Linked DNA regions of Homo sapiens: region 2 is linked to region 1. A link is a loop called in an ENCODE intact Hi-C map of the cell type or tissue named here. Cell type or tissue: Caco-2. All regions are shown on one strand.

Evidence for each region. Hi-C counts contacts between places; a loop is a spot of excess contacts. Peaks named below come from ENCODE experiments on the same cell type or tissue, not always from the same donor. Only the 100,000 strongest peaks of a DNase experiment are listed, where the experiment ranks them.
Region 2: it touches region 1 in a loop (7-fold over the local background); 1 of 110 quality-filtered maps calls a loop at or near these places.

What each region holds. Positions count from the first base shown.
Region 1 is chr2:157,735,634-157,739,633 of GRCh38, forward strand. ACVR1 (activin A receptor type 1) reads right to left here. Exons shown (of 11, transcript NM_001111067.4): 10 at 2,807-2,937; 11 at 813-2,032. The coding sequence ends at 1,898. Among named protein-coding and RNA genes, the nearest start is that of ACVR1C, 110 kb to the left of the region's middle. In Caco-2, no CTCF peak of the experiment used is centred here; no DNase peak of the experiment used is centred here.
Region 2 is chr2:157,513,647-157,517,646 of GRCh38, forward strand. No RefSeq gene overlaps it. Among named protein-coding and RNA genes, the nearest start is that of CYTIP, 72 kb to the left of the region's middle. RefSeq lists enhancers at 1,157-1,805, 1,806-2,453. In Caco-2, no CTCF peak of the experiment used is centred here; a DNase peak (open chromatin) is centred at 1,535; H3K4me3 peaks cover 793 bases.

The DNA.
Region 1 (4,000 bases):
TACATGATTCCATGAGGTGCTTAGAGTAACCAAACTCACAGAGACACAGAGTAGAATAATGGTTGCCAGGGACCAAGGAGGGAGGAATGGGGAGTTACTGTTTGACAGATATAGTTTCAGTTTCACGTGAGTTCTGTGGATAGATGATGGTGATAGTAGCACAAGGTGAATGCACTTAACATACACTTAAAAATTAGTAAGTTTTATGTTATCTGTAACACAAATTAAAATTTTGATTTGTAATTTAAAAAAATGTCATTCTAATATATACCCTCCAAGTAAATACATCCTAATGAAGTTATTAACTTACCTCTGGAAGACATTCCGGCATGTTCACACCTCTTCTCTTATTGGGCTACTGTTAACTCTACCTTTTAATCTTGTGTACAAGCAGTGAAAAAACCGAGAACGGACTCTCCCAAGCAGCAAGGGCGGATGCATAAGACCACTTTACACTCACGTGGAACCTTTCACTCAACAAAATGCTTTAACATCCTCCTTCCCGTTTACACTCACAACACCCCCCTGTGAGAAAGGCAGGTCAGAGAGATTTGTTACCCTCACCTTACAGCTGGAGAAACTGACTGAAAAAAAAACACAAAAAAACAAAAAAATCACAGCCAAAGGAAGAAACAAATTTTCTTATACCAAATTCAAGCTGTAAGACATCCTTATGATGTCTTACATAAGTTCATGAGTAGATTTAAAAAGCAAATTCAATTTACAAATTAGTTTTGTGCTTCTATTGCTCCCATAAGAAAATGCATAATGTTACACAGATCTTTTTTATATTTTGAAAAACAATTTCACTGTTTGACTTGAAAACAGTTTATTTAATTTATACAAATAACTACTAAATACAAAAAGTAGATTAAAACAAAATAGTTATTTTTTTCTGGCAGAGTTTAAATGCACGTAATGGATAATTCTGAAGAAAATGCATTTTCCCCGTAGCGTTCAGGACTAAAATTCTACTGAAATCTTTGCTTCTAAATCAGTAATATATTCGGTGGTGTCACGTGGGTAATGGCTAAATACGTTCTGCATATGAACTGAAAAAAAGTTACAGTCTACACACATACAAATGTGAAGCACTTAAAATGTGATTTTAACTGATAATAAAAGAAAATGTCCATTTTAGAGTATAGTGTTAAAAACATTTCTGTAATAAAATCATAAGACCACATAAAAATAAGCTTTAACATATGCACAAAGCAGTTTTGTAAAAACTACTAAGTGCACAAGTAATAAATAATTTGCAAAGTTGTGTATAAACAATTCCTAATGTTCGGCATCATTGTAAACATCAGCACATGTGTAAAATGCAGCAAAGTCTGACATTACATTTTGTTTTGCCAAATTGAATTCCTATTATCCAAAGACAGACCAGTGGAGTACGCAGCCAACATTTTGGCAAGTTGGGTCTTTAAAATTAAGAGTAACAGTGCAAGTAAGGAATGCAAAGAATTCCTAGTGCAATAAAGAAGAGAAGCACAGGCAATATTGCTGATTAAAAATTCACCACCTCCTTGAGTTTCCCGTGGGGAGTGTCTAGGAGACTTGTGAAAGCTATGCAAAGCCACTGACTTAATGCCCAGATCTCTTTTAGGATTTCTCTGTGTTCCTCCAGTCCCTACCTTTGCAACAGTGTCTGTCCAACATTAGTCTCTGCAGTGTGAACAGTTCGTGAAATGCCCAGTTCACAGTCATCGAGCGAGGTTAGGGTGGTTTTGATGTCTCCCCAACACATGGCTGGGTACGACGTCTGCCTTGTCAAAGCAGCCATTTGGGGAGGGAGACAGATGGATTCCATTCTGACAACCAGTCAGGCCAGCATTAGGTCCCAGCTGGACAATGACAACAACGTCAAATCTTCCTTCTTGACACTATGAAAATGTCAACAGTCAGTTTTCAATTTGTCGAGGGAATTATCAATTTTGGTCAAAGTCTTTTTGATACGCAGTGCTGTGAGTCTTGCGGATGGATTTTGATACCAGCATTCTTTCATTAGCTTGGCCAGAGAGGTTAATGTCTGAGGAGAGAAAGAACAAACACCACAATGACAAACTGGCTTTTTAATGGCCCTGGAAGCTGGGCTGATATCATGTCTACTATTCTGAAGAACTCGCAGGTCTTGTGAAATTAGAGTTATGTTACTGTCATCTTCTTCAAGCAAATATTCAACCTTTAACCACTGATAAAGAGGCCATTCTTAGAATTTCATGAACTCTGTCCTTTGGACTCTTAATGCTACCAATTTATTAGGTAAACGACATAGGCCAGATTGGACCCCTTAATGATTTTATGGGTGCCAAAAGCAGCAATACTAACCTAGAGATAATCCTGAAATTTCCAAATAGGGTCATTTCTCATTGTTTTATACCTGCTACTACTTATGAGTAGCAATACAGGATCTTCAGCATCCAGCAGCTTGTGTTTGGGATTTCAGATATACAGAGATGGAAAGGAGGTTAAAAGCTTCACTTAAAGTCTCTTGGTTTATACATGCAGTCTTAGGGCTAATAGCAGTAGTCATGAGTCTCCCGATTCCTGAAGCTGCATATTCACAGAAATTCTTACAAATATTGTCATTCACTAGCAACCCCTATGAGATATGGCTTCTTCAAGAATGGAGTATTTTTCTGAACTTACTCTTCTAGATCTAAACCCTTCTATATAAAATAGGAAGAGAAAACAACAGATCCACGGGACAGATCACTCAGATGCAATACCAGTTGAAACTCAAAGGGAAACAAATAGCAAACAATGGAAAAGAGCTCTAAAACTGAGAAACTGGCATTCTTACCGGGTCTGAGAACCATCTGTTGGGTATGTTTGGCCTTTGTTGATCCACACAGACTACCTTCCTCATATCTTCAAAACTTGGGTCATTGGGAACCACATCGTAGAACGGTGGCTTGTAATCCTCCACTATACCTGCACACAAGGACAAGAATTGTGTTCGGTTAGCAAGAGAGTACAGGTTGCCCCAAGGTTTCATTGATGGGTGTCACAGGTTATAATGTGACAGAAGAAAATACTAATCACCTTCCTCATACCTCAGGGCAGTCCTGGAAGCTAGAGGTAGGTCCTAAAACAGGTGGGAGAAAAAGGCAATAAATACACACCCTGCATGGTATTGGAAGAAGGATAATTGTTAGAAGGAAATACGTGAAAACTTCTCATGTAATCATAACTATTAGCAAAATTCTCCAACAGTGTATATTAACAGCTCTGTAACGCCCAACAGGGCACTGGAGACATAGAACAAAAATTCCTTTGGTGATAAAAACCACCCAAGCTACCTATGGAAAGTACCTGAATCTAGTGGTTTCAAACCATAAATAGAAATAAAAAGTTGTCCACAAACTAGAGCTAGGGAGTAATAAACCAAGACCATCATCAAAATACCCCTTTCTTTGTTAGAAAAGTATTTTGTTAAGAAAAACATTGCTATAAATTAATCTCTTCCATTAGGAGGGATGCAAATAATATCATAGGAAATACTCATTTCCTCATTCATTCATTCTACATGTACTGAGTACCCTCTAACTACAGGCACAGCTGTCTGACTGATGGCTCTATTATTTACTATCATATTGAAGGCACAAAATAAAATGTAAAGAGGATAGCCATGTGGGAAGGCAGAGGAAAAGAAGGATAAATAATGAACTCTTCCTCTGCCCAAAAGCAAATATGAACAGTAGCTAATACCAGCTTCTGCCCCTGCATGATTTCCAATGGCCTGGAAACTTTTTCTTTTCCAGCAGAATTATATCAACTCCTTAAACAGAAAAATTTTTAACTTCATCATTTGGAATTAGAAAATGGATTCTTCCCCTTCATAGAAATAAAACCAAGACATCTATTATTTCCTTTCCCTCAACAAAGGGTTCAAACAATGAGGTAATAACTTGGTTTACTGCTCTCTTTTCTTCCTCCAGGCGACTTTCTTCTATTCCTAAATACCTAAGAAGTTGTTGGAGGCGACAGAAGGAGT
Region 2 (4,000 bases), 220 kb before region 1:
ATATTGTTTAAATAAATTAAAGAAGATATAAACAAATGGAGAAATATAAAATGTTTATGGATTGGAAGACTCAATATTTTTTAAGGAAATCATTCTCTCCAAATTGATCTATGACATCAATGCAATCCCAATAAAAATCTCTCAGGGTTTTTTTTTTGTGTGTCAAAAATGACAATCTGGTTCCAAAATTTATATGGAAGTTAACAGACTTAGGATAGCACAAAACAATTTCAAAATAGAACAACAAAGTTGGAGGACTTATACTGCATCATTTCAAGACTTACTATAAAGTGAGGATAATCCAGTGTGCAACTGACACAGCAAAGACATACAGATAAAAGAAACAGATAGGAAATATAGAAACAAACACATGACAAATCGAACTTTGATAAAAGTGCCAATATATTTAAATATGAATTTTTTTTCAACAACAGATACCGGAGCAATGAGACATCCATATGGATGTGACCTCTGTCTCACACCATATACAAAACTTAAATCAAAATGTATCAGGGATAAAAAGTTAAAGCTAAAACTGTAAAACTTCTAGAAAAAAACATGGGCTAGGATTCTTCATATTTTTGAAGTAGACAAAGATTTTTGGATAGAGCACAAAACAAAACAAAACCACAAAGAAAAAAATTAATAAATTGGTCTTCATCAAATTTTAAAATTTCTGCTGGGGAGTGAGGGATAAAAGACTACAAATTGGGGTACAATGTATACTGCTTGGGTGATGGATGCACCAAAATCTCACAAATCACCACTAAAGAACTTACTCATGTAACCAAATACCACCTGCTCTGCAAAAACCTATGGAAATAAAAAGATAATAAAATAAAAATAAATAAAATAACATTTCTGCTCTTACTAAAAGGCAAATTACCAACTGCAAGAAAATATTTGCAATGCATGTACTTAACAAGAGTACATACTGTATAATTCCATTCATATTAAATTGATTTTTCATATCAATCTTATATCTTGTGGCCTCACTGAATTAAAGTATTAATTCTAGTAGCTTTTTATTAGATTCATTAGGATTTTTTAATATACACAATTATGTCACCTGACCTCATTTACTTCTTATTTTTCAATCTCTATTTCTTTTTTTTTTCTTTTTTAGAAACAGGATCTCACTCTGTTGCCTAGGCTAGAGTGCAGTGATGTGATTATAGCTCACTGTGGCCTTGAACTCATGGGCTCAAGTGAGCCTCCCACCTCAGCCTCCCAAGTAGCTGGGACTACAGGTGCATGCCACCATGCCTGGCTATTTTGTCAACATTGTTTATAGAGACAGGGTCTCACTATAGTGCCCAAGTTGGTCTCTAACTCCTGACCTCAAGTGATCCTCATGCGTTGGCCTCCCAAAGTTCTGGGATTACAGGCATGAGCCATCACACCCAGCCCCAATCTGCATTTCTTTTCTTTCTTTCTCTTACCTTATTTCACAAATTAGATCTCCAACACAAAGTTGCATAGAAGTGGTGAAAATTAGGGGAGGAGCCAAGATGGCCGAATAGGAACAGCTCCGGTATACAGCTCCCAGCGTGAGCAACGCAGAAGACAGGTGATTTCTGCATTTCCATCAGAGGTACCCGGTTCATCTCACTAGGGAGTACCAGACAGTGGGCGCAGGTCAGTGGGTGCGCGCACCGTGCGCGAGCCGAAGCAGGGCGAGGCATTGCCTCACTTGGGAAGCGCAAGGGGTCAGGGAGTTCCCTTTCTGAGTCAAAGAAAGGGGTGACGGACGGCACCTGGTAAATCGGGTCACTCCCACCAGAATACTGCGCTTTTCCGATGGGCTTAAAAAACGGCGCACCACGAGATTATATCCGGCACCTGGCTCAGAGGGTCCTACGCCCAGGGAGTCTCGCTGATTGCTAGCACAGCAGTCTGAGATCAAACTGCAAGGCGGCAGCGAGGCTGGGGGAGGGGCGCCCGCCATTGCCCAGGCTTGATTAGGTAAACAAAGCAGCCGGGAAGCTCGAACTGGGTGGAGCCCACCACAGCTCAAGGAGGCCTGCCTACCTCTGTAGGCTCCACCTCTGGGGGCAGGGCACAGACAAACAAAAAGACAGCAGTAACCTCTGCAGACTTAAATGTCCCTGTCTGACAGCTTTGAGGAGAGCAGTGGTTCTCCCAGCACGCAGCTGGAGATCTGAGAACGGGCAGACTGCCTCCTCAAGTGGGTCCCTGACCCCTGACCCCCGAGCAGCCTAACTGGGAGGCACCCCCCAGCAGGGGCACACTGACACCTCACACGGCAGGGTACTCCAACAGACCTGCAGCTGAGGGTCCTCTCTGTTAGAAGGAAAGCTAACAAACAGAAAGGGCATCCACACCAAAAACCCATCTGTACATCACCATCATCAAAGACCAAAAGTAGATAAAACCACAAAGATGGGGAAAAAACAGAACAGAAAAACTGGAAACTCTAAAAAGCAGAGCGCCTCTCCTCCTCCAAAGGAACGCAGTTCCTCACCAGCAACAGAACAAAGCTGGATGGAGAATGATTTTGACGAGCTGAGAGAAGAAGGCTTCAGACGATCAAATTACTCTGAGCTACAGGAGGACATTCAAACCAAAGGCAAAGAAGTTGAAAACTTTGAAAAAAATTTAGAAGAATGTATAACTAGAATAACCAATACAAAGAAGTGCTTAAAGGAGCTGATGGAGCTGAAAACCAAGGCTTGAGAACTACGTGAAGAATGCAGAAGCCTCAGGAGCCGATGCAATCAACTGGAAGAAAGGGTATCAGCAATGGAAGATGAAATGAATGAAATGAAGCGAGAAGGGAAGGTTAGAGAAAAAAGAATAAAAAGAAATGAGCAAAGCCTCCAAGAAATATGGGACTATGTGAAAAGACCAAATCTACGTCTGATTGGTGTACCTGAAAGTGATGGGGAGAATGGAACCAAGTTGGAAAACACTCTACAGGATATTATCCAGGAGAACTTCCCCAATCTAGCAAGGCAGGCCAACGTTCAGATTCAGGAAATACAGAGAACGCCACAAAGATACTCCTCGAGAAGAGCAACTCCAAGACACATAATTGTCAGATTCACCAAAGCTGAAATGAAGGAAAAAATGTTAAGGGCAGCCAGAGAGAAAGGTCGGGTTACCCTCAAAGGGAAGCCCATCAGACTAACAGCGGATCTCTCGGCAGAAACCCTACAAGCCAGAAGAGAGTGGGGGCCAATATTCAACATTCTTAAAGAAAGGAATTTTCAACCTAGAATTTCATATCCAGCCAAACTAAGCTTCATAAGTGAAGGAGAAATAAAATCCTTTACAGACAAGCAAATGCTGAGAGATTTTGTCACCAGCAGGCCTGCCCTAAAAGAGCTCCTGAAGGAAGCACTAAACATGGAAAGGAACAACCGGTACCAGCTGCTGCAAAATCATGCCAAAATGTAAAGACCATTGAGACTAGGAAGAAACTGCATCAACTAATGAGCAAAATAACCAGCTAACATCATAATGACAGGATCAAATTCACACATAACAATATTAACTTTAAATGTAAATGGACTAAATGCTCCAATTAAGACACAGACTGGAAAATTGGATAAAGAGTCAAGACCCATCAGTGTGCTGTATTCAGGAAACCCATCTCATGTGCAGAGACACACATAGGCTCAAAATAAAAGGATGGAGGAAGATCTACCAAGCCAATGGAAAACAAAAAAAGACAGGGGTTGCAATCCTAGTCTCTGATAAAACAGACTTTAAACCAACAAAGATCAAAAGAGACAAAGAAGGCCATTACATAATGGTAAAGGGATCAATTCAGCAAGAAGAGCTAACTATCCTAAATATATATGCACCCAATACAGGAGCACCAAGATTCATAAAGCAAGTCCTGAGTGACCTACAGAGACTTAGACTCCCACACATTAATAACGGGAGACTTTAACATCCCACTGTCAACATTAGACAGATCAACGAGACAGAAAGTCAACAAGGATACCCAGGAATTGAACTCAGCTCTGCACCA